Regions from separate parts of the Homo sapiens genome. Here region 2 is linked to region 1. Evidence: read pairs that join two places in POLR2A ChIA-PET (ENCODE). Cell type or tissue: PC-9. All regions are shown on one strand. Links, peaks and the distances in the headings refer to the core of each region. The heading gives the core; the rest is flanking DNA.

Evidence for each region. Peaks named below come from ENCODE experiments on the same cell type or tissue, not always from the same donor. Only the 100,000 strongest peaks of a DNase experiment are listed, where the experiment ranks them.
Region 2: POLR2A ChIA-PET joins it to region 1 with 6 read pairs; 3 of 35 experiments call an interaction of 5 or more read pairs at or near these places.

What each region holds. Positions count from the first base shown.
Region 1 is chr17:17,407,147-17,416,304 of GRCh38, forward strand. No RefSeq gene overlaps it. Among named protein-coding and RNA genes, the nearest start is that of MED9, 65 kb to the right of the region's middle. RefSeq lists a silencer at 5,249-5,543. In PC-9, for the core only: no CTCF peak of the experiment used is centred there; DNase peaks (open chromatin) are centred at 1,495, 4,765 and 5,375.
Region 2 is chr17:17,608,927-17,618,774 of GRCh38, forward strand. No RefSeq gene overlaps it. Among named protein-coding and RNA genes, the nearest start is that of PEMT, 22 kb to the left of the region's middle. RefSeq lists silencers at 3,996-4,152, 4,769-5,063 and an enhancer at 4,075-4,691. In PC-9, for the core only: CTCF peaks have their summits at 4,880 and 5,079; a DNase peak (open chromatin) is centred at 4,955.

The sequences.
Region 1 (9,158 bases), core at 1-8,000:
GGAAGAAACAGACTGGGAGGGACTAAACAGGGAGGAGAAGAGATGTAAGACATATGGGGAGATAGGGAAAGGAATAGAGAGGGCCAGGGAGAGACAGACACACAGTGAAATATGGTGGAAGACAGACTGGGAAAGACAAGGAGAGAGACAGGGGCCCACCAGAGATTAGAGAGAGACACAGAGATAGAAAGAGACCAGAGAAATGGCAGTTACAGAGAGAGATGAGGAGAGACCAGGGAGACACAAAGACAGGGACAGACACAAAGACCAGAAGAGGCAGGAGAGAGAGGAAAGAGACACACAGAGAAACAGGGAGACACAGAGGCAGATACAAAGAAACGCAAAGAGATACACCGGGAGAAACACGCATTTACACAAAGCAACTGTTGTCCTGGTTTCAGGTTTGTGGGTCCAGGCTCCAGTGAGGTACGACTACGCCTGTACCCTCAGCTTCCAAGAACTTCCCCCTTGTGCCCCTGAGTTGTCTGGAGTGGATTTCTGTTTCTTATAATCCAAGCATCCGGAGTCAGATGACCCCCTCTTCCAGCACCAGCAGACTACCTTGGCCCACTTTGAGCCTGGCCTCTTCTGCTCACACATCCCTCCTGCCCAAACATCCTGGGCATTTTTTTGTTTCATTGAAGAAAGATTTTTGTTTTGAAATAATTTCGGATTTACCAAAGAGTTGCAAAGATAGTACAGAGAGTTTCCATGTACCTTTCACTCACTTTACTTAGTGTTTACATCTTACAGAACCATGGTACTATCCTCAAAACTAATAATTAACATTGTTAAAATACTATTCAATAAACTATAGACTTTATTATGTTGCCACCAGTTTTTCACTAATACAAGAGTCAGAAAACTCTTTCTGTAAAGGACCAGCTTTGCAAGCCATATGGCTACACAAAAGCAACCACTGAAAATACGTAAATACCAGCCTGGATAACATAGTGAGACCTTGTCTCTACCAAAAACAAAATTTTAAAAAATCAGTTGGGTGTGGTGGCGTGCACCTGTGGTCCTACTTACTTGTGACGCTGAGGCAGGAGGATCACTTGAGCCAGGGAGGTCAAGGCTACAGTGAGCTGTGATTGCACCAGTGCACTCCAGCCTAGGTGACAGAGTGAGGCTCTGTCAGAAAGAAAGAAAGAAAGGAAGGAAAGGAAAGAAAAAAGGAAGAAAGGAAAGAGAAAAAAGAGAAAGATGAAAGAGAAAGAAAGAAAGAAAAAGAAAGAAAGAAAGAAAGACAGAAAGACAAATGAGCATGGCTGAATTCCAATAAAACTTTATTTACAAGAGCTGGCAGAGGGCCAGAGTTGGCCCATAGACTGTAGTTTGCTGATCCCTGATCAATGTTCTTTCTCATTTCCAGGTCTCACATTGCCTTTAGTCGTCAGTTCCTCGGCCTTTCTTTGTCTTTCATGACCTTGATATCTGTGAACAGTCCTGGTCAGGTATTGTGCAATATGTTGCTCAATTTGGGTCTGATATTTTCTCATAATTAGATTGAGGTTATGCATTATTGGAAAAACTACCCCAGGAGTGATGATGTGTCATTCTCAGTGCATCATATCAGGAAGTACATGATGTCAGTGTGGCTTATTACTGGTAACACTGACCTTGACCTATTGGTTACAGTGGTGTTTGCCAGCTTTCTCCATTATAAAGTTATTATTTTCCCCTTTGTAATTGATAGGTATTGGGGGAAATGCTTTGCATCTGTGCAACTCTTGTTTCTCCTTAAACTTTCTCCTACGAGTCCGAGCATCCATCGGTGGGTCTTGCCTGCAGCAGTTGTTCCTGTGGTGTTCAGATGGTGATTTGCTGTTTCCCTGGTTCCTTCCACTTTCATTAAAGGGAACTCCTCTCGAAGGAAAAATGGTCCCTTCTTCCCCATTTACTTATGCAATCAGTTATTTATATCAGTATGGATTAATGGATATTTATTTTATTTGATGAGCTAAAACCCAATAGTATAATGTACCTGGATGTGTTGCTGGACTGTTCCAGTTTTGACTCCTGGGAGTTACTTCCAGCTGGCTCCCACATCTTCTCCACAGTCCCCTCTTTTTTGAGCTCGTCCTGACTTTCTGGCCCTACTTGATGCTCCAGCCACATCTGGTACCTTCCCTGCCCCAGCCCTGGGCTCCGATGCTTCTCAGGAAGGTGCAGGCACTCTTGCCCTGACTCCTCCTTCTTTTTTTTTTGAGATGCAGTCTTGCTCTGTTGCCAGGCTGGAGTGCAGTGGCATGATCTCGGCTCACTGCAACCTCCACCTCCCGGATTCAAGTGATTCTCCTGCTTCAGCCTCCCGAGTAGCTGGGACCACAGGCGTGCGCCACCAACCCAGCTAATTTTTTGTATTTTTTAGTAGAGACGGGGTTTCACCATGTTGGCCAGGATGGTCTCGATCTCTTGACCTCGTGATCCGCCTGCCTTGGCCTCCCAAAGTGCTGGGATTACAGGCCGGCCAACTCCTCCTTCTTCCTCCAGGGTACTCTTCCTCCCTCCCGGTGGCCACTTCCTCTTTGCTTCCTCCTCCAATGTGTAGACCTACCTCCTCCATGCAGCCTCCTCCCCTCCCGCCAGCCCTGGTCATGCCTGCTCTTCCTCCTGACCTATCATGGCTCCGGCTGCTTGCCTGGCTGGTCCCAGTTCAACGGCACCTGTCACCCACCTCATGGGTCTGTGGCTATCTCCAAGGGCTGCTTCTGAGGCCCCCTGAGCTGACCGCTGGGCTTCCCCTCAAACCTTGGGGACAGGCTGCTGCCCTCCTAGCCTGAGATGTCACCTCCAGGAAAGCATGGCTGAAAACCATGTAGCAACATCACTCATAGGTGCACACCACTGTGGTAGGCAGGAACTGAGAGGTGGCCGGGGCTGCAGCTCATGGATGGAGGTTGCCAGACAGTGGTGGTGTCGGCTTAGAGGTGAGCCTGCTGGCAAGAGCTCCCGGCCACACGGAGATTGAAACGACTTCAGAGCTCTCTTCACTCCTCCCTTCCTCTCTGGTCTCCATGCCAGTGTGGCTAAGGACCATTTCTTGTGCCTGAAGGACATTAGTCAAACTTGTTTTAGTTTGTTCACTCATTCATTCACCATTCATTCATTCGACAGGTACTGAAGCATCTACTATGTGTCACAGCTATTCTAGTTGGAGGCACAGCCATGAACAAAACAGGCAGAAATTGCTGCCAGTTCTAATAGGGAGAGACAAACAAAATAAAGTGTGCGTGTGTGTGTGTGTGTGTGTGTGTGTGTGTGCATGCGCACGCATGTGCATGCAGTGAGAGCTATTCCAGGCTTGTGATGTTGAGGGTCTACATTTTTGGTCAAAAGAGCATTCACAGCTTTCTCTCAGGGGCAATGGATCCAGCTGCTTGCTGAGGTTAAGTCAGCAGCAACTTAACACGGCTTTATTCAGCATGACGATTCTTCACTTGGGTCTGAGCAGCCCCGTGACACATTTTCATTTTCTCCCCTTTCAGCCCCTTTGAATGGAAGTGCTTAGAAACCTGGCATGTCAGAAATACAGGAGGGGCCTTCAAGGACATCCAGCTGAGTGGTTCTCAAACCAGGGCCCTAGGAACCCCCTGGGTCCTTGGGTGGGCGCAGGGGGAGCACTGTGAAGGGAGAGTAACCACTCCTCAGCTTCCCTTCTACCAGAGAAACTCCTTTTCACAAACGGGGCTTCTGTTCGGGATTTTATTTGGAGAAAGGGATTCTGGTGCTAAAAAACAAAGTTGGGTAACCCCTCATTTTACTCTTGTGAGGTAAGGTGGCATCCGGGTAAGAGTCCAGACCTGGCATCAGGCTGCCTGCGCTGGATCTTGGCTCTGCAACTTCCAACTTATTTAGCTCTCCAGATCTCAGCTTCCTCATTTGTAAAACGGGTTTGTAGCAATGACTGCTTCAACAGGGCTTTGGTGAGGGCTGGATAGCGTAACCTGTAGCAGATGCTTACCAAGTCCTGATAAGTAGGCACTAAATCACTCCTATTTACAAATTTTAAATAAAAAAAGAGAAAGAAGTGATACCTGTTCTTAAGAACACTCAAACACAAGAGAATCCAAAAACCATTTTAGAAAATTTCAGCCGGGCATGGTGGCTCACGCCTGTAATCCCAACACTTTGGGAAGCCGAGGCGGGTGGATCACCTTGAGGTCAGGATTTTGAGACCAGCCTGGGCAACATGGTGAAACCCCATGTCTACTAAAAATACAAAAAAAAAAAATTAGCCAGGAGTGGTGGCACATGCCTTTAGTGTCAGGCACTTGGGAGGCTGAGGCAGGAGAATCGCTTGAACCTGGGAAGCAGAGCTTGCAGTGAGCCAAGATCATGCCACGGCACTCCAGCCTGGGTGGCAGAGTGAGACTCCATCTCCAAGTAAAAAAAAGAAAAAAAAGAAAAAAAAGAAAAAAAAATTCCAGCCATACTCCCAAGAGTAACTACAGGTAAAACAGTTTGGTATATGTTCTTCCAGACTGTTCTTCTAGACATTTGCAAATTTGTAATATGTATGCTCAGAAACACTTCTTGCAAAAGGATATTTCACTCTCCATTCTGCTTTGTAATTTGCTTTTTTTCACTTAGTAATATATCATAGGCTAGTTTCTTCACCTGTTCCAGAGCCTGACCACATTCCTCTTCATGGCTGTGTAGCATTCCATCCCAGGGACCTTCTGTCATTTTTAACCAGTCCCCAACTCAAACATATTTAGGTTGTTTCCAAGTTGTTGCTATCACAAACAGTGTTGTAATTAACATATTTGTACCTACTTCTTTGAATTCTTGAGGTTTGCTGCAGGTTAAATTCATAGAAGTGGAATTGCTGAGTCAAAAGGCTTTCCCATTTAACATTTTTATAGGTACTGGCAAACTGCCCTCCAAATAGATTGTACCAATTTATACTCCCATCCATAAAGGAGGAGAGGGGCCTCTCTCCACACCCAGTCAATGTTGGGGATGACATTCTCTCTGTTCCCTGCCCTGTGACAGATGAAAAATGTTGTGCTTTTTTTCTTTTCTTTCTTCTTTTTTTTTTTCCTGAGACAGGGTTTCACTCTGTCACCCAGGCTGGAGTACAGTGGCTCAACCACAGCTTGGCTCACTGCAGCCTCAACCTCCTGGGCTCAGGTGATCCTCCCACCTCAGCCTCCTCAGTTGCTGTGACCACATGCACACAACTTCTGCCTAGCTAATTTTTGTATTTTTTTTTGTAGAGACAGGGTTTTACCATGTTGCCTAGGCTGGCCTCAAACTCCTGGACTTAAGCGATCTGCCTGCCTTAGCCTCTCAAACTGCTGGGATTACAGGCATAAGCCACCGTGCCTGGCCTGTTTTACATTCCTTCCTTCAATGATTCATGATGCTGTCTGCGTGTCCCAGTGTTTCCTGGCCATTCATAGTCTTCTCTTCTGTGAACTGCCTCATCACATCTTTTGTTTTTGAATGAGGAAGCTGAGGTCCAGAGAGGTGTGGAGGTTTATCCAAGTTTGTAAACTCCAGTTCTCCCCACTGTTCCTCTTGCCATCTGTCGTGTTGGTGGCTCAGTCTCCATTCATTTCTCTTTTAATAAAATAGTACCTGTCCGGGGTTGGATTCCCCCACAGACAGACGCCGAGTCAAAGGTTCAAATTCTCCTGGAGGAGAAATCTCGTTAGAGAATGAAGGAAGCAGAACCAGGAGGGGGAAGAAGCTCTGGATGAGATTTTAGGGAAAGTCCTAGCTCAAGCCTGAACCTGGGCCAGCTCTCAGGTATGAATTCCACCTCGCCTGTCCTGCGTGGAGGCAAGGAAGCAGAGCGGTCCTGCTTCCTCACAGCTCAGGCTGGCACAGGAGGCCCCAGGGAGTGCAGAACAGGAACCTAGGCTCTGTGGGAGGGTCTTCTCTGAGGTGACCAGGGGCTCAGGAGTGAGGCACTAAAGTGCATAGTAGCTGGGCACAAGGACATGTTAAAAAGCGATGTGAGGAAGTCTGGGAAGGACACCAACATTGTCCTCTACTGTACCCCCATTTTCTTTGGGGATCCACTCCTCCCTTACCCCAGCCCAGCCTTTTGGGTTTCAGTGGAGCCTCAAGAGAGAGCCCTGCCTGGCTCAAGCAATTAGAACATTCTATCCCTCTGGCCATGACTGATTTAGGGTTGGATCCACAACACAATCTGTGCCAGTGGAAGTCAACCCAGCAACTGTCTGGGGAGAGCGGTACTTGGTTCATTTTTCACTGCTGTATAGCACTCCACTGTGTGACTAAGTCTGGCTTTATGTACCCCCTCACCTGCTGGTAAACATTTGGGTGATTTCCGGTCTTTCCAGCTACGGAAAGTGCTGCTGAGAATTGCTAAGAACATTCTCGTATGCATTGCCCAAAGCATGTGTACACCTGGGAATGAAATTGAATGCAACATTCAACTTGGCAAGACAATGCTCCATTGTTCCCCAAAGTGCTTATAACAATTGACACATCCACCAACTGTGGGTGAGCTGTTTGGAGTTTTCGCCAAACCACGATAATGTCAGATTTCTTACCTTTTGCCAATTTACTGGGTGTAAGAAGATAGCTCACCCTGGTCTTCATTTGCATTTTCCTGATTAATATGTATATTCACCACTCACCACTCAGGTTTCCTGCAAAGTTATTTCTTCCCGATTCCTCTCCCACTGTCCTTTCTCACATAGAAGTCAGCCACTCTTCTTTGTTTAAGCTCTTCCTTCTGTCTGGAAATGCCCCAAGGAAACTTTCCGCCCACGCTTCCACACCTGGTCCTGATGGTACCTCCTCCAGGAAGCCTCCTTTGATTCCCCTGTAAGGGGCAACTCCTCCTCACGGTCCCCGAGGACCAGCACTGCGAGATCCCTGAGGACTGAGTCCTAAGTGTGTTTCCTCTCTCTCCTTCCTACCCCAGCCAGGCTGATCAGGTGACTCCTCAAAGAACAGGCTCAAAATGGTTTCTGTTTCCCTCCCTCCTACTTTGGGTTTACCCCATGCTCGTGACAACAGGACGGGCACAATTATGGATTACAATGTCAATGTGAACCAATAACCCAAAACATTGCCCCCACCCTCATCCCCACAGTGACTTGCCAGAGAAATCCGGGCAGGGCGTTTCACCCCTGCCACCTCCAAAGGAAAGCCGGTGGGCACTCTGCTCACATTTTCTGTGCCTGTCGTAGAGAAGGATGAGCATGCCCATCCATCAGCTTGTCCTGGGAACACCCCAGTAGCGGGAGCGCCTCAGCTTTTCGTCCCTGCTCATCTCCACCCTCCCAAGCTCACCCACAGCCTTAGAAACGGGCGACCGTTCCCTGGCTCTGACTCAGTGTGTGGTGTTTATCTGCCTGCGAAAAACCAGAAATTATAAAAACTCAGAGAAGGCTTCACCTCTGCCAAAAAAGATGATTCCACCTCGAGACACAGCTCTCCCTGGGGCTGTGGGGTTGGCAGCTGCTGTGTTCCCGAGGTTTCAATGAAACTGAATGCCCCAAAACAATGCATGCTGATTTGCAAACCTCAGATGGAACCAAAATTTTCATTTCCCCACCATGCACTACAAAACAAAACAGAGATTTTGGCTCGGATTTTTGGCTCAGCTCCCAAACAGCCCAGTGTGAACCAGAACCCAGGCGTCCCCACGGGGTCTGTGTGTCGGGCTCTGCTTCTCCCTCCGCTCTTCTGTCTCCAGGTCCTGCAGACTGTGGAGGGGACAGGCCATAGGAAAGGATTAAGTCTCCTCATCTACCACTTTATTGTTGATCTAGAACTTTCTAGACCTTGAGGATTTTGACAAAATGTGAATCTCCAATTATTTTGTGCAGCAGACATTTCAGAGGCAGAATGGTGGGAGGCTGTTGAATGGAGGGTGCACTGGATACTTTAGGCAAATTACTCGATTGAGCATAGCCTGTTTCTCCTTTGTAAAGTAGAGAAGACAGTGCGTACTTTCTCCATTTCACTGTTTTCTTCTGTGGATCAAAATGAGACAGCATTAAAGCACTCTGTGGTAGGGGTTGTTCCCAGTCTTAAGACTTCTTGGATCATGAAACATGACACAACATGGATGAAACTTGAAAATATGAAGCTAAGTGAAAGAAGCCAGGCACAAAAGACCACACGTTGCATGATTCCATTTATATGAAATGTCCAGAATAAACAAATTCATAGAGACAGAAAGTAGATTAGTGTTTGCCAGGGGCTGGTGAGAGTGTGGTTAGGGGGGATTGGTGAGTGACAGTTCATGGGTATAGTGTTTCTTTCTGGAGTTGATGAAAATATTCTGAAAGTAGACAGCGGTGCTATATATAGTGGGGATAGGAGTGAATATACTAGAAACCATTGAATGGTACACCTTATTTTTGTTTCATTTATCATTATTATTTTTTTGAGGCAGGGTCTCCCCTTTATCACCCAGGCTGGAGTGCAGTAGCATGATCATGGCCCACTGCAGCCTCAAACTCTTAGCTCAGGTGATCCTTCCACTTCAGCCTCCCAAGCAGCTGGGATCACGGGCATGCACCACTATACTCAGCTAATTTTTAAGTTATTTGTAGAGATGGAGTCTCCTTATGTTGCACAGGCTGGTCTTGAACTCCTGAACTCAAGTGTTCCTTGTGCCTCAGCCTCCCAAAGTGCTGGGATTACAGGTTTGAGCCACTGCACCTGGCCAATGGTACACTTTAAATCAGTGAATTGTATGGACTGTGAATTATATGTCAATAAAGCTGTTATAAAGAAGAAAAGAGCATATGCTCAGATCACTAGATATTTTGAGTTTTCAAGAGAAGCAGTGTTTCAGGATTAGGTTAGCTACCTATAACAGTAACTTCACCATTACAGTGGCTTAAGTAAGAAAGAAGTGCATTTTTACTTATGGAGAAGTCAGGAGGTAGGTAGTTCAGGGCTGGTTTTGTGGCTTCTTAGAGTCTACAGGGACTTAGGTTCTTCTCTCTCCTGTGCCATTCTCAGCCAGTGGCTTCCACTGTCAAGGCCAATTCAGAGTTCAAAATGGCCACTTGTTTTTATCCAGGCAGCAGGAAGAAGAAAGGAGGAAAGAATGAAAGCCACCCCCTAACCCTTGCGCCACCTTCTTCTTTCATCTCATTGGCCAAAACTGAGTCACATGGTCTCACTTTGCCACAAGGGAGGCTGGGAAATGT
Region 2 (9,848 bases), core at 1,150-9,149, 200 kb after region 1:
GTTTCGGCATTAGAGGGCATTCCCGGGCCTAGGTGGGCTCTGGAGATGGCCCATGCTCAGGTTTTTATGCCGGGAAGGTGCAGGTGCATGGAGGACATTGGCCAGCTGGGCTGTGAGGAGGAGCTGTAGGCAGGTGCTTGCAGAGATGAAGAAGGGAGCCCTCGGTCTGGCTGAATCCCTGGATGGATCATGGGGCCTGTGGGCTCCTCAAGGGGAGGAGACCTGCCCTCCCTTGAATCCAAGCTGGGAGATGGTGGTGCCTCCCAGGAGGGTAAGTGGGCACCTCGCTGCCTTCCACCTCTGAAGGGCCAAGTGGTGCCCAGGATATCCATGTTTTGGCTTCTTCCTGGGCACATGTGGAGACTCCATTTCCCAGGGCCCCTTGCAGGTAGGTGTGGCCACATGACAGGTTCCAGCCAATGGAGTGTGATAGGAAGTAATGTCACCACTCCAGGCCTGGCCATGGAATTCTCGCACCACCCAGGCTCTCTCCTTCCCAGTAGTATCCTAGCTGAGCCAGAGGACGCTGAAGGCCTACAGGGCAGCAGAGCCACAGACGGAAGGAGCCTGGGTGCTTGAGTGACTATGCAGCCTCCCCGGCCTGCCATCCCGTCTGGTTGGACTGTGACATGAAACAGATGTGAAATAGATCTTCATCGTGTAGAGCCGTGGGCCTTCGAGCTTTACTTGTTACAGCAACTAATTTTATTTAACTAATACTGGTGGGTCAGCAGGAACGTCCAAGGTGAAAGACAAAATTCCCCTTCAGTTTTTCAGGGCTGTTTAACTCCTAAGATCCAGGGCTGATCCTTAATTATTCCACCCTCCTCGCCCACCCCATTCTCCATTAGACTCTTGTAGTTTTTGCCAACCTTGGCAAGTGGGGCCTTGAGTAGGCCTTAATTTGATCCTTAAAAGTAAAGGGATTTCTTCCACCCTGAGAGTTGTGTGATAGTTTGTACCAGTTACAAAATTTGTGTTCTTTTTCTTGATGGACTGTGAGCCCCTTGAGGGGAAGGCCTGGGCCTGATTTGCGGATGTCACAAAGGCCCAGTAGTGGGCTGGGTAGGCAGCAATCTTGAGGAACTATTTGTGGAAATCTCTGAGCATGTGATGCCCCTGATTGGCCAGATCATTCTGCCTTTATGGTGTTTGGTATGGTTGTTTTTTTTTTTTGAGACCCGGGTCTCACTCTGTTGCCCAGGCTGGAATACAGTGGTGCAGTCACAGCTCTCTATAGCCTCCACCTCCTAGGCTCAAGCACTTCTCCCAACTCATCTTGGAATACAGTGGTGCAGTCACAGCTCTCTATAGCCTCCACCTCCTAGGCTCAAGCACTTCTCCCAACTCATCTGGGACTACAGGCATGCACCACCATGCACAGCTAATATTCTTATTTTTTTTTATAGAGATGGGAGTCTCGCTATGATGCCCAGGCTGGTCTCGAACTCCCGAGCTCAAGTGATCTGACCTCCCAAAGTGCTGGAATTACAGGCATGAGCCACCGCGCCCTGTCTTCCTTTGTTTGTGTTGATTACGAATACATTCACTTGCAAAAAATAACAAAAAAAACCCCCAGAAAATCCGATCAACAGAGACGTAAACAAATAGGTGTTTCGTTGTGTGTGTGTTTTTTTGTTTTTTTTTGTTTTTCATGGAACACAAGCTCGAAGCAGGCAGTTGCAAGCATGAGGGAACTTGACTTTGCCATCCCTATACTGACCTTTTTATTCTGATGCTTCGGCCTCATAGGCACAAGATGGCTGCCATAGCTCTAATCATCACACTGGGGCTCGAGGCAAGCAAAGGTGAGAGAAATGTCTAGGGCCATGCTAACTGTATCTGTCTCTTCATCAGGGCAGCAAAAGCTTTTCCAGAAATCCCCCCAGCAGACTTCCACTTTAAGAGTGATTGGCCTGAATTGGGTCAAATGTCTAGTACAAGAGGCTAGGAAGTTAAAACAGTCATGATTGGCTTAGAACACTGATTCACAAATGAATCTGTAGGGGTGGGTTGCCCCTCCACACCTGTGGGTGTTTCTCGTAAGGTGGAACGAGAGACTTAGGAAAGAAAAAGACACAGAGACAAAGTGTAGAGAAAGAAATAAGGGGACCCGGGGAACCAGCGTTCAGCATATGGAGGATCCCGCCAGCCTCTGAGTTCCCTTAGTATTTATTGATCATTCGTGGGTGTTTCTCCGAGAGGGGGATGTGTCAGGGTCACAAAACAATAGTGGGGAGAGGGTCAGCAGACAAACACGTGAACAAAGGTCTTTGCATCATAGACAAGGTAAAGGATTAAGTGCTGTGCTTTTAGATGTGCATACACATAAACATCTCAATGCTTTACAAAGCAGTATTGCTGCCCGCAGGTCCCACCTCCAGCCCTAAGGCGGTTTTTCCCTATCTCAGTAGATGGAGCATACAATCGGGTTTTATACCGAGACATTCCATTGCCCAGGGACGGGCAGGAGACAGATGCCTTCCTCTTGTCTCAACTGCAAGAGGCATGCCTTCCTCTTATACTAATCCTCCTCAGCACAGACCCTTGCTGTCGGGCTGGGGGACGGTCAGGTCTTTCTCTTCCCACGAGGCCATATTTCAGACTGTCACATGGGGAGAAACCTTGGACAATACCTGGCTTTCCTAGGCAGAGGTCCCTGCGGCCTTCCGCAGTTTTTGTGTCCCTGGGTACTTGAGATTAGGGAGTGGTGATGACTCTTAAGGAGCATGCTGCCTTCAAGCATTTGTTTAACAAAGCACATCTTGCACCGCCCTTAATCCATTTAACCCTGAGTTTGACACAGCACATGTTTCAGAGAGCACGGGGTTGGGGGTAAGGTCATAGAATCTCAAGGCAGAAGAATTTTTCTTAGTACATAACAAAATGGAGTCTCCCATGTCTACTTCTTTCTACACAGACACAGTAACAATCTGATCTCTCTTGCTTTTCCCCACATGAATCTTTTTTTTTTTTTTAAGCACAAAGGGAATAGGTATTAGGAAAGCAACCAATAGTGTCTGCCTTGATTTCCAGTCCTGTATCTGGGGCTTCTGCCAAAAGTCCTTTCTCCTAGGGCCAAGAGGGCCCAGGCCCGTCTTCTCGAGGCTACCACACCTGGTTTTCCCCATACCTGAGAGTATGTGAGGATAAAACAGCAGAGCATCCAAGGGTCTGTTGCCCACCCTCCCACCTTGCCTGCTGCCCTGTCCTGGTGCTTCTCAGGAAGCCTTCGGGGTACCCACCACACCTTGTCCCCATGCCCTTTCCCAGTAGACACCATCCCAGCCACTCTGATGAAGCTGGACTCTGTCCCCAGGAGATGGAAAGTGAGCCACTCTCCCAGCAGAGGCACAGGGTCAGTGTGTTCTGCAGAATAAACACAGTATTCCTAGTTACTCTCATCTGAGAAGCTGCCACATCTCCCTAAACCCCTGGCCTTCCCACATGATCTGAAAATAACCACTGATACTCACATATAGAATCCAGAATTCCGAGGAAATGGAATTAAAAATAGCCAGAGGAAGAAGGACGTGCCCCAGGCAGATGACGTTTAGCCAAACATGGAAACAAAGGATGAGCCTGGGGCCTGGGAACAGGATAATAGTAGCCAACATGTGCCAAGTGACTACTGTGTGGCAGGTACTGAATGGAGTGCCTGGCAGGCATTGTATTATGGGTCCCTCAAGTCAGCCAGAAGAGGTAAGTACTGTTACCACTCTCATTCTGCAGAGAGTGAAACAGGCTTAGAGGGGTAATGCCTAGAGTAGCATCCAGAACGTGAGCTCTGGTCAGATAGGGTTTGTTTCTCAGTTTAGTCATTCCCTAGGTGTAATGTGTTTAGGCCTCAGTTTCCTCATCTATAAAATGGGTAAGATAGTAGTAGCTACTTCATAGGCTCACTGGGAAAACTCAATATGAGTCATATATGTAAAGTACTCAAAACCAGATCTGGCACGAAATAAGCCCTGGATGTATGTGTGCAAATATCATACCCATTTTATAGATGAGGGAATGAAAAATTGCAGATAACTATGCATTTGCCCAAGGTCACAAAACCAGTAAAAGGTAGAGCTGGCCGGGCGCGGTGGCTCACTCCTGTAATCCCAGCACTTTCGGAGGCCAAGGCAGGTGGATCACCTGAGGTCATCCCAGCACTTTGGGAGGCCAAGGCAGGTGGATCACCTGAGGTCAGAAGTTTGAGACCAGCCTGGCCAACATGGTGAAACCCCGTCTCTACTAAAAATACAAAAATTAGCCAGGCTTGGTGGCACATGCCTGTAATCCCAGCTACTCAGGAGGCTGAGGCAGGAGAATTGCTTGAACCCAAGAGGCTGAGGTTGCAGTGAGCTGAGATCGCACTCCAGTCTGGGCGACAAGAGTGAAACTCCGTCTCAAAAAAAAAAAAAAAAAAAAAAAGGTAGAGCTGGGACTCAAAGCCAGGTCCCTCTACTACTATAAACCACCCACCAGTCAGCGTGACTCCAAGTGGCACAGGCCACTGGGTTAATGGGCAGGAGAACAGGTTCTATACACACCAGGCAGTCCAGTGGGTCCCCTTGAGGACCACAGGCAAAGCCAATGAGGAGTTTCCCTTGCCCCGAGTGCCCTGTCTCTCACCTTGACCTGTCAACATACCACCCATTCTTGAGCGCTGGGAGAGAAGCCCCCATCTCTGACTTCTGAGTGATAGAGTCCTGGCTGCAGAGCCCTCCTGTGGTCCCGTTCATCAGTCTTGGGAACTCATAACATTGGGGAGAATAAGCACAGCCTTTGAGAACCTGCACACCACCCCCACCCTGTAGAGGTCCAGAAACGTCTCACAGGCAAGCAGCCTAGGTCTGCCTGTAACAAACCAGGAGCAGGCAGAGATGGAGACCGCACTGAATTAAGGCGTCCAGCTACTAACATCACAGACAGAAAAGCCTCCCAGTGGACAAGCACAGTATTGCCTCTGAGCTATTCACATCAAAGCTAATGGAACCTGAATCTGAGTAAGAACTAGACCCAATCAGCAAAGTGCAGAAAATACAGGAGACAGAGGAGCACATGAAACACCACCACAGAGGTGCAATCAGCACAAATCCAGACTGCCAGAGACCCTCCAGGGAGAACAGCTGGCTTCCTCAACAAATAAATGGCAATGCATCAATGAGAAAGGAACCAGGAGCCTATAGACTAAATGAGAAATATAAATATCAATCAATTACAGTGCTGGGCCTTATCTGGATCCCAATTCAACTGTATGTATTGCATATTATATACATGTCTATATATTATGTACACACACACATGCCATTTGGAACAATGTGATTCTCCAGTGAGCTATTTGATGATCTTAAAGAACTATAGTTACTTTATTTATCTATTTACTTGAGACAGGGCCTGGCTCTGTCACCCAGGCTGGAGTGTAATTTGGGCTCACTGCAACCTCTGCCTCCCAGGTGCAAGGGATCCTCCCACTTCAGCCTCCCAAGTGCTGGGACCACAGGTGTATGCCACCGTGCCTGGTGAATTTTTGCATTTTTTGTAAAGACAGGGTTTCATCACATGCCCAGGCTGGTCTCAAACTCCTGGGCTCAAGCAACCCACCTGCCTCGGCCTCCCAGAGTGTTGGGATTACAGGCATGATCCACTGTGCCCAGCTTATAGTTACTTTAAAAAAAAATAAAAAAAATAAAAAAAAGGTCAGGCATGGTGGATTACACCTGTAATCTAATCCCAGCACTTTGGGAGGTTGAAGCAGGAGGATCACTTGACCTCAGGAGTTTGGGGTTGCAGTGAGCCACAGTCATGCCACTACACTCCAGCCTGGGTGACAGAGTGAGACCCTGTCTCTGAAAAGAAAAAAAGGCCGGGCGTGGTGGCTCATGCCTGTAATCCCAGCACTTTTGGAGGCCGAGGCAGGCGGACCACCTTAGGTCAGGTGTTTGAGAACAGCCTGGCCAACATGGTGAAACCCCATCTCTACTAAAAATACAAAAAATTAACTGGGCATGGTGGCAGGCGCCTGTAATCCCAGCTACTCAGGAGGCTGAGGCTGGAGAATCGCTTGAACCTGGGAGGTAAAGGTTGAGCCAAGATCACGCCACTGCACTCCAGACTGGGCAATGACAGTGAAACTCCATCTCAAAAAAAAAAAAAAAAGAGAAAAGAAAAAGATTATTTATTTATTTATTTGTATTTCAATAGCTTGGTTACATGGATAGACTGTATAGTGGTGGAGTCTGGGATTTTAGTGCACCTGTCACCGCATTAGTGTACATTGTACCCAATACATAGTTTATTTATCCCTCACCTTCCTCCCCATTCCACCTTCTGAGTCTCCAAAGGCCATTATACCATTCCGTATGCCTTTGGACACTTATACCTTAGCTCCCACTCATAAGCAAGAACACATGTTATTTGATTTTCCATTCCGGAGTTACTTCACTTAGAATAATGGCCTCCAGTTCCATTCAAGTTGCTGTAAAGGACATTATTTCATTCTTTTTTATGGCTGAGTAGTATTCCATGGTGTATATATACCACATTTTCTTTTTCCATTGATTGGTCGATGAGCACTTAGGTTGGCTTCATATCTTTGCAATTGTGAATTGCGCTGAGATAAACATACCTGTGCAGGCGTCTTTTTTTTTTTTTTTTTTTAATTTTTTGGAGATAGGGTCTCGCTCTGTCACCTAGGCTGGAATGTAGTGGTGTGATTTTGGCTCACTGCAACCTCCTCCTCCCAGGTTAAAGTAATTCTCCTGCCTCAGCCTCCTGAGTAGCTGGGACTACAGGCACATGCCACCACGCTGGCTAAGTTTTGTATATTTAGTAGAGATGGGTTTCACCATGTTGTCCAAGCTGGTCTCGAACTCTTGACCTCAAATGATGTGCCCACCTCAGCCTCCCAAAGTGTTGGGATTATAGACATGAACCACCGTGCCCAGCCCCAGGTATCTTTTTGATATAATGACTGCTTTTCCTTTGGGTAGGTACCCAGTAATGGGGTTGCTGGATTGAATAGTAGATCTACTTTTAGTTCTTTTTTTTTTTTTTTTTTGAGACGGAGTTTCGCTCTTGTTGCCCAGGCTGGAGTGCCATGGTGTGATCTCGGCTCACCGCAACCTCCGCTTCCCATGTTCAGGTAATTATCCTACCTCAGCCTCCCGAGTAGCTGGGATTACAGGCATGCGCCACCACACCCGGCTAATTTTTTGTATTTTTAGTAGAGAAGGGGTTTCTCCATGGTGGTCAGGCTGGTCTGAAACTCAAGACTTCAGGTGATCTGCCCGCCCAGGCCTCCCAAAGTGCTGGGATTACAGGTGTGAGCCACCGTGCCTGGCCTTACTTTTAGTTCTTTAAGGACTCTCCATACTCATTTCCATAGAGGTTGTATTAATTTGCATTCCCACCAGCAGTGTATTAGCATTCCCTTTTCCCCACATCCATGCCAGCACCTATTGTTTTTGACTTCTTAATAATGACCATTCTGGCTGGGGTAAGGTGGTCTCTCGTTGTGGTTTTAATTTGCATTTCCCAGATGATGAGTGATGTTGAGCATTTTTTCATGTGTTTCTTGGCCATTAAGACTTTTTTTTTTTTTACGGCAGCTGTAGGTTCACAGCAAAATTGAGAGGAAAATACAGAGAGTTCCCATACACCCCCTCCCCCGCAAACACACATGTACATCCTCCCCCATTAACAGCAAACTCCACCAGATGGTACATTTGTTATAATTGATGAAGCTACATTGACACATCATTATCTCCCAGAGTCTACAGTTTTACATTAGGGTTCACTCTTGGTGTTGTACATTCTATAGGTTTGGACAAATGTATAATGACATGCATCCACCACTGTAACATCATACAGAGTCGTTTCATGGCCCTGAGAGTCCCCTGTGCTCTGCCTGTTCATCCCTCCCTCTCCCCTAACCCCTGGCTATCATCAATCCTTTTACAGTCTATATAGTTTTACCTTTTCAGTATGCCATATAGTTGGAATCATACAGTATGTAGCCTTTTCAGACTGGCTTCTTTCATTTAGTAATGTGCGTTTAAGGTTCCTCCATGTGTTACGGCTGGATAGCTCATTTCTTTTTTTTTTTTTTTTTTTGAGGCAGAGTCTCGCTCTGTCGCCCAGCAGGCTGGAGTGCAGTTGTTCACCGCAACCTCTGCCTCCCGGGTTCAAGTGATTCTCCTGCCTCAGCCTCCCAAGTAGCTGGGATTACAGGCATGAACCACCATGCCCGGGTAATTTTGCATTTTTAGTAGAGACGGGGTTTCTCCATGTTGGTCAGGCTGGTCTCGAACTCCTGACCTCAGGTGATCCGCCCGCCTTGGCCTCCCAAAGTGCTGGGATTACAGGCATGATACAGGCGTGAGCCATCGTTTTTTGTTTGTTTGTTTGTTTGTTTGAGATGGAGTTTCACTCTTGTTGCCCAGGCTGGAGTACAATGGCGTGATCTTGGCTCACCACAACCTCTGCCTCCTGGGTTTAAGCGATTCTCCTGCCTCAGCCTCCTGAGCAGCTGGGATTACAGGCATACGCCATCATGCCCAACTAATTTTGTATTTTTAGTAGAGACAGGGTTTCTCTATGTTGGTCAGGCTGGTCTCAAACTCCTGACCTCAGCTGGTCCGCCCGCCTCAGCCTCCCAAAGTCCTGGGATTACAGGCATGAGCCACTGTGCCCAGCCCAGCTCATTTCTTTTTAGCATTGAATAATACTGCATTGCCTGGATGTATGACAGTTTATTTATCCATTACCCTACTGAAGAACATCTTGGTTGCTTCCAAGTTTTGGCAATTATGAATAAAGCTGCTATAAATATCTGTGTGCAGGTTTTCTTGTGGACAAAAGTATTTAACTCATTTGGGTAAATACCAAGGGAAACAATTGCTGGATTTTATGGTAAGACTATGTTTAGTTTTGTAAGAAACTGTCAAATTGTCTTCCAAAGTGGCTGTATCATCTTGCATTCTCAATAGCAACGAATGAGAATTCATTGAAAAATTCATTTAAAAAAAATACAACTGGCTGGGTGTGGTGGCTCATGCCTGTAATCCTAGCACTTTGGAAAGGAGGATCGCTTGAGCTCAGGAGTTTGAGACCAGCCTGGGCAACATAGTGAGACCCCCATCTCTATTCATTTTAGAAAGAAAAAGAAGAAATAGAACTGATAAGCTAAGAAAGGAGAGAAAATGGAATAATAGAAATTATCAGTTAAAGGCCGGGTGCAGTGGCTCACGCCTGTAATCCCAGCACTTTGGGAAGCCAAGGTGGGCAGATCACGAGGTCAGAAGTTCAAGACCAGCCTGACCAACGTGGTGAAACCCCGTCTCTACTAAAAATACAAAAATTAGTCAGGCATGGTGGCATGTGCCTGTAATCCCAGCTATTCAAGAGGCTGAGACAGGAAAATCACTTGAACCCAGGAGGCTGAGGTTGCAGTGAGCCGAGATCACGCCACTGCACTCCAGTCTGGGCAACAGAGTGAGACTCCATCTCAAAAAAAATGCTCAGTTAAAAACACAAAAGGCGGAAAAAGTGGGAGACAAAAATAAAACAAAGCACATGGACAAGAAATAGAAAGCAGTAACAAATATGCTAAATATTAATCCAAGTATATCAATAATCACTTTGGGGTTTCTTTTGTTTTTGCTTTTTGTTTTTGAGATGGAGTCTTGCTCTGTTGCTCAGGCTGGAGTGCAGCGGCGTGATCGCGGCTCACTGCAACCTCTGCCTCCCAGGTTCAAGCGATTCCCCTGCCTCAGCCTCCTGAGTAACTGGGATTACAGGCGCACTCCACCACGCCTGGCTAATTTTTGTATTTTTAATAGAGATGGGGTTTCACCATG